2 separate regions of the Homo sapiens genome follow, and region 2 is linked to region 1. Evidence: chromatin loops called from intact Hi-C (ENCODE). Cell type or tissue: heart right ventricle. All regions are shown on one strand. Each heading gives the region's core, and the rest is flanking DNA. Links, peaks and the distances in the headings are about the cores only. Region 1 has its middle 23 kb from the start of RBM43. Region 2 overlaps MMADHC-DT (MMADHC divergent transcript).

Region 1 (2,926 bases), core at 259-2,758:
TATTTGCAAGGACAAACCTACCCAAGAGAAGGTGAAGGTTGTCTGACTAGATATCTGACTCAGGAGGTGACAACCAAGGACCAGCCCCTGACTCACCAGCACCACCTCTCACTCACTTTCACTTAGCAATTCTGCTGGCAGATGAGGTGGGAAAAATCCAGAATTGACCAAGATGATCTTGAATTAATTTTTTGACTCAGTGCAATGTGAGGTTACTCTGAATTAATTGATATTTGGTTTCTGACATCTAGTAAAATAAAACTTCAAACTAGAAATTAAATTCAATTATGGGGAAAGGTGATATTTTCTTGCAAATTTAGTTTGCAACCTAAGAAATACACATTAGCCATAAATGGTGGTAAACTACATCATAAATATATATTGTAAGAATATAGTGTCTCTACTTTTTCATTTTCACTTTTAAAGGTAAATTTAAAACATTCACAAAGGGAGAATAAATAGCATAATGAACTCCAGCTCCAACAATTACCAGATGTTGTCAATCTTGTTTCTTCTATTATCTTCCCACCTCTCTCCACACACGCACACATACTTTCAATTCCCATATTTATATTTAATAGAAAAGGGATTTTAGAAGATATCATTATTTATTTTTTATTTTTTTTTTTTTTGTGGAGATGGAGTCTTGCCATGTTACCCAGGCTGGTCTCAGACTCCTGGGCTCAGGCAGTCCTCCCACTGTGGCCTCCCAAAGTGCTGGGATTACAGGCATGAGCCACAATGCCCAGCCCCAAGATATCATTATGACACCGAAAAAGATTAAGAGTAATCCCATAATATGATATAAGATTGTCTTCCTGTTCAAATTTCCCTAGTTGTCTCACCAGCATCTTCTTATCACTCTTTGCTTGAATCATAATCCAAACACGGTCCACCAATTGTATTTGGAAGTCTCTTAGGTCCCTTTATTGTGTAACACTTTACCCTCTAAGATCTGTGATTCTTAAATCTCTAATGCACGTGGAATCATGTCTGTGAACTGAGCTAAAAAAAAATGTGAACTGAGCTCCACAAAAAAATAAAAATAACAAGTAAAAAATACATAATGATATCTTGGTAATGCTAAAATCCCTTTTCTATTAAAGATACATATGGGAATTTTTGCCTGAAATTATATGTCTAAGGCTGGGCACAAAATTCACAAGTCTGCAAGCTGATTTATAAGTACCACGCTAACTCATTGCGCCACTGAAGCCAGCACAGCTGATTTAAATGTGGGCTACAAGCAGTGTTTCCCCACCAGAGGAAAGAATTCCTCAGACAGGGATCTGGCTCCCTCTAGTGCTTTTTCAGATTATAACAGCCTCTGATTCTCAAACCAATTTAGAAATAGAAAAATAATCCCATTGTAAATAGTTCCATGATATATGCCCTTTTAGCTGCGTATTTCTTATGTCATACCACTCAACAATAAGGAAGGAATTATTTCATTATCTTTGATAATGAAAGATAACGATTACTGAATATCAAGTCCAGAGTCAGAAGCTACATGTTTATTCCTCAGTCTGTGGAAGAAGATGTCACAGTCCACCATTCAAAGTAACATCATCATATAGGAGTGCAAAGGCTTCTTTAAAACAACAACAGCAACAACATCAAAGTAACATCATCATCTCTACCAGAAGTCTTGCTGCTGTTTCCAAGGTACTCCTACTGTTTTAATAGCTCCTTTATTTCAAACTGCCACTTTTTCATTTTACTCATCCCTGCATTTGGGTTAGAATTGGGAGTAGACAGAGGTTCCTCTAAAAGCAATAAATTCTTACCGTTGTTTCTGATATGGCATCGAATGGATAAAAATAGAACAGAAGAGAGGGACAGGCACGATGGCTCACGCCTGTAATCCCAGCGCTTTGGGAGGCCGAGCTGGGCGGATCACTTGAGCCCAGGAGTTCCAGACCAGCCTGCCCAACATGGCAAAACCCTGTTCTACAAAAAAATAGAAAAATGAGCCTCTAGTTCCAGCTACTCGGGAGGCTGAGGTAGGAGAATCGCTTGAGCCCGGGAGGGCGAGGCTGCACCGAGATTGCACCACTGCAACCGAGATTGCACCACTGCACTCCACCCTGGATGACAGAGTGAGACCGTGTCTCAAAAAAAAAAAAAGTAAAAAAGATGAGAGGCAAAATGAAAGAAAAACATACACACAGTTTGTAATAATCCTTAGGACCAGGCCTTGGCACCAGGTAGCAAGAAAAGGGAAGCATAGAAAGTGTTACAAATAATTGACATCTGCTAAATTAATGTACTTTAAAATAATAATTGATTGTACAAAGTATTATAAATGGTATTTTAAAAAAGAAAGCAAGGGCAAGAAAACATACACCCAATCTAGGAAGGCTTGTTTACCATGAATAACCTCTTCATCTCTGAGTATATAGAAATGCATAGTTTTATAGACACTTTTGTGTATTTATGTTTTAAAACTATAGCTACTCTGCCACAAGCCATTTTTAAAAGGTGCATTCCTGAAAGAAGAAATAAAGCTGAATTGAAGAGTGGGGCCAGGTGTAAATTAGTTTCATCTAATGAACACACCCTAAGTCCCTTATATAGGAATTCTCAGGATAGCAATAACATAGCTCTTCAACACTGGTCTCTTGCACGTGTAAGAAATTTTTTCAGCTGTGTCAAAAGAATGCCAAATTTAGGAAAACATTGCCACCTTTGAATTCTTCACCAAAAGCTAAGGTTCAGCAACAAAATCCAATACAGTTCTGATTGATTGTGAATTCAATGCAGCCCAGCTCAAACCTGATTTGACTGTGGATAGTGTTGATTTACTCCTCAGTCTCCAGTGAATCCCGAGGTTTTCTTCTAGGAATGACATAAATAGGACCCATAGATAACTGTTTATAGTATTTACATCATTCTCTATCAGGATGACCTTGGCTACAACTGGACA
Region 2 (2,926 bases), core at 170-2,669, 1.6 Mb before region 1:
AGTTAGGTATTTTTTTTTTCCCCACCCCAAATAGCGTTGCCTGATAAAATACTGGACAGCCAGGTAAGTTTGATATAAAGTTTGATTTCATGTAAACAATGATTTCTTTTTAATTCTTCAGCTAAGACAGCGGAAGAGATGATTTATTGTATGGTTGTTACACTCGGCCACAAGTAAACACATAAATAGTCCAGAATGTCACAGGTCTAGGGCAAAGGACCAAAATGGGCAGTTTTGGTTATGAGCAACATGGGTCTTAGAGGTGATTGGCGATCAGAGGGCGATGAAGTTCTAGATCATGAGATAAGCTCTGGACAGTAGCATGCAGTCCTACAACTTGTACCAGCATCTCCAGCGTCTAGCATTCCATGTTTCTGCTCCTGTGGCCTCCATGGTACAAGAAGCTAGTGGTTTACTTGGACATCTGACTCATCTTTCTTCTTTTGCGCTTCAACCTGTGCATTCGCTTCTTCCTCCACTTGGCTCTTATGGCACAGAGGTTTTCAAGAAAATGGTGCTAAGGCCGAGATGACAATGAATAATTTTTTAGTATGACTATGTCCCATGTATTGCACAGCAAACTGGAAAATCTAACTCCAAGACCAAATGCTATCTACATTCATGCATCTTCTACTCACCAATCTCATCTAATTGCTTACATCTTCTATTTTGCCTGTATGGAAAAAGTCTGACTCAAAGACAGTAATGTAGATCTAAAAATGGTCTTGAGAGAAATTATTGCTATCTGAAAGCTCACGTCTTCAAAAATTTTTACACTTCCTGTCTAGAAACGGCTCTGGCTTATCTCTAAAGAGTGCTTAGAATAAAATAGAGTCACTTAAGTACTTACTCCTTGGGATTATTTTTGATTTTTTTTTGTGCTGTTATTCTGTTGACTTTTGATTATTCATTAACATCTCTTTCTCTGTCTCACTGTGTGGTTGTGGGAGTAGAAGGAGGGAAGAGGTGACTCTCCAAAATGAAATAATTCGAAAGCCACTTACATGTTGCTATTATGAACAATTCTGAGGCATTTCTGGTACAGCTTTCTCTTTCCAATTATATTTGGTATAGCAAATAATGCTATTAAAATATATAGACTTTATATAAAGAAAGACCACATCCTGATACTGAAGGAGAGGAAGAAGAAGGAAAGGTGGGAGTTCGCTGTGTGCTCAGCAGAAAGCAGGGTCGTCCTGGGGAACACTTTGCAGTTTCAAAGTACTTGAGGAGGGTAGGCCACAAAATGGGAGTTTAACTGTACTAAAGTAAATTCTTAATGACACTTTCACGTGGATGCCCTGAAGCAGAGGGAGGAATCACACCAGGAAACCTGATGCGGGAGAGAGCCATGTCCCACAGTTTGACCGAAAAAAATGTTGCCTTTGGGCTCACCTAACTCTGGACACTAGGTGTCAGTATACAGCAATGTAACGATTTTAGGATGCGGGGTTGATGTGCTGAATTAGTGGGGGAAGAGTTGTGAGATGATGTTTCGTTTCCTGCTGTTAACACAGGTCCTCGATTTATGGTAGAGGTTCTTTCAGCTGTGATCTTATGAATCATCAATAGAGACAGGAACTGTGTCAGAGTCACCTCTAGGGGTTTCCTTCATATTTTCTTTTTCTTTTCTCACTGGCTAGGACTGATTACTTCTTCACATCTCTGCAAAGTACTTAATTAGTCTCATCAGGCAGCCAAACTTGATACCTTCGTCCAATTTTAGATACAGAGATGATGAAGGTGTTTCATTGGCAGTTGGGGCCATTAGAGGGACCCCGCAGGGCAGAGCGACGTTGCACTGAGGCGATCTGAGCTGAGCACAGGGGTAAGGATATATTCCTGGACTGTGTGCTGCTGTCACCGAGAACATTTGCAAATCTGCTGACACATTACAGTGGGAATATCCCCTGGACGCATGGAAGGCCCAGTGCCCTGTCATTTGAGCAGTGCAGGCACGTCACCAGCCCATGGGGATGTCAGTATTCATGCTGCTCTTTGATATAAAGTTCGCATTTTCTATATGGTTTGATGATGTTTAGTGGGATCAGTGATGCCTGTTTGTTAATTGCTTACAGAAGATTTGGGCTTAAAAATAAAATCTTGGATCAGGTAACATTCTCTGTTTTAAATTTTATTGATATTTCTGAATTCCAAGGAAATTACTTACATATCAGATGGTCTTTGAAACCTTATTTTTTTCTATTATTTTTAGTATTCTCTGCACTCTGTCTTATATTTCTGCCCTTTCTCCTGCATAAGTAAAACAGAAAGATTTAGTTAGCGTTTGAGGATGAAAATTATCAAGCCTATATTCTCAACAACAATCTGGGATTTGAGTTAATTTTAATGTCCAATTTGTGTCCCTCTTGCCCCCTTTACATGTGTGACTTTATTTTCAGCTATCTTTTAATATTATTCACTCTTAGTCACACCAACTATGCTTATCCCTACCTAAGTCCTTCTCATCTTGTTATCACCAGCTGGTAAATTCTTCCTGCTTCCTTTACTTATATAAATGTGGCTGCTTTTTCAATATCAGCTCCAAGCCATCTCCTCCATGAAGCTATCTGGGTAATTCACAGAAATCTGCTTTCCTGAATCATAGAGCATTGCTCAGTGTAGCTCATGATTATAACCTAGTCTTAGTTGCTTTTTAATTAGTTTGCACACGTGTACATATACACACACATGCACACACACACACACATGACCAACTAGATTACAAGCTTTTCAAAAGTGGGGGCTGTACCCCAGTGACATCTAGTAATATGCTGAGTATCATATATACATTTTCAATAGATAGCCATTTTTTGTTTATCTCTTTGATTGCGGAGGCTAAAACATAATAGGTATTTAATAAATGTTGAGAGATCTGAGGAATTGATTTAAATTACTCTGCTGAAGTACTAGATCTTTGATAATA

Evidence for each region. Peaks named below come from ENCODE experiments on the same cell type or tissue, not always from the same donor. Only the 100,000 strongest peaks of a DNase experiment are listed, where the experiment ranks them.
Region 2: a loop joins it to region 1, with 11 times the contacts of the local background. A loop is called at or near these places in 90 of 110 quality-filtered maps.

What each region holds. Positions count from the first base shown.
Region 1 is chr2:151,237,753-151,240,678 of GRCh38, forward strand. No RefSeq gene overlaps it. Among named protein-coding and RNA genes, the nearest start is that of RBM43, 23 kb to the right of the region's middle. In heart right ventricle, for the core only: a CTCF peak has its summit at 1,313 (motif pointing left); a DNase peak (open chromatin) is centred at 1,224.
Region 2 is chr2:149,596,321-149,599,246 of GRCh38, forward strand. All of the region lies in intron 1 of MMADHC-DT (MMADHC divergent transcript), which reads left to right. Among named protein-coding and RNA genes, the nearest start is that of MMADHC, 10 kb to the left of the region's middle. In heart right ventricle, for the core only: CTCF peaks have their summits at 1,403 (motif pointing right) and 1,603; no DNase peak of the experiment used is centred there; H3K4me3 peaks cover 790 bases.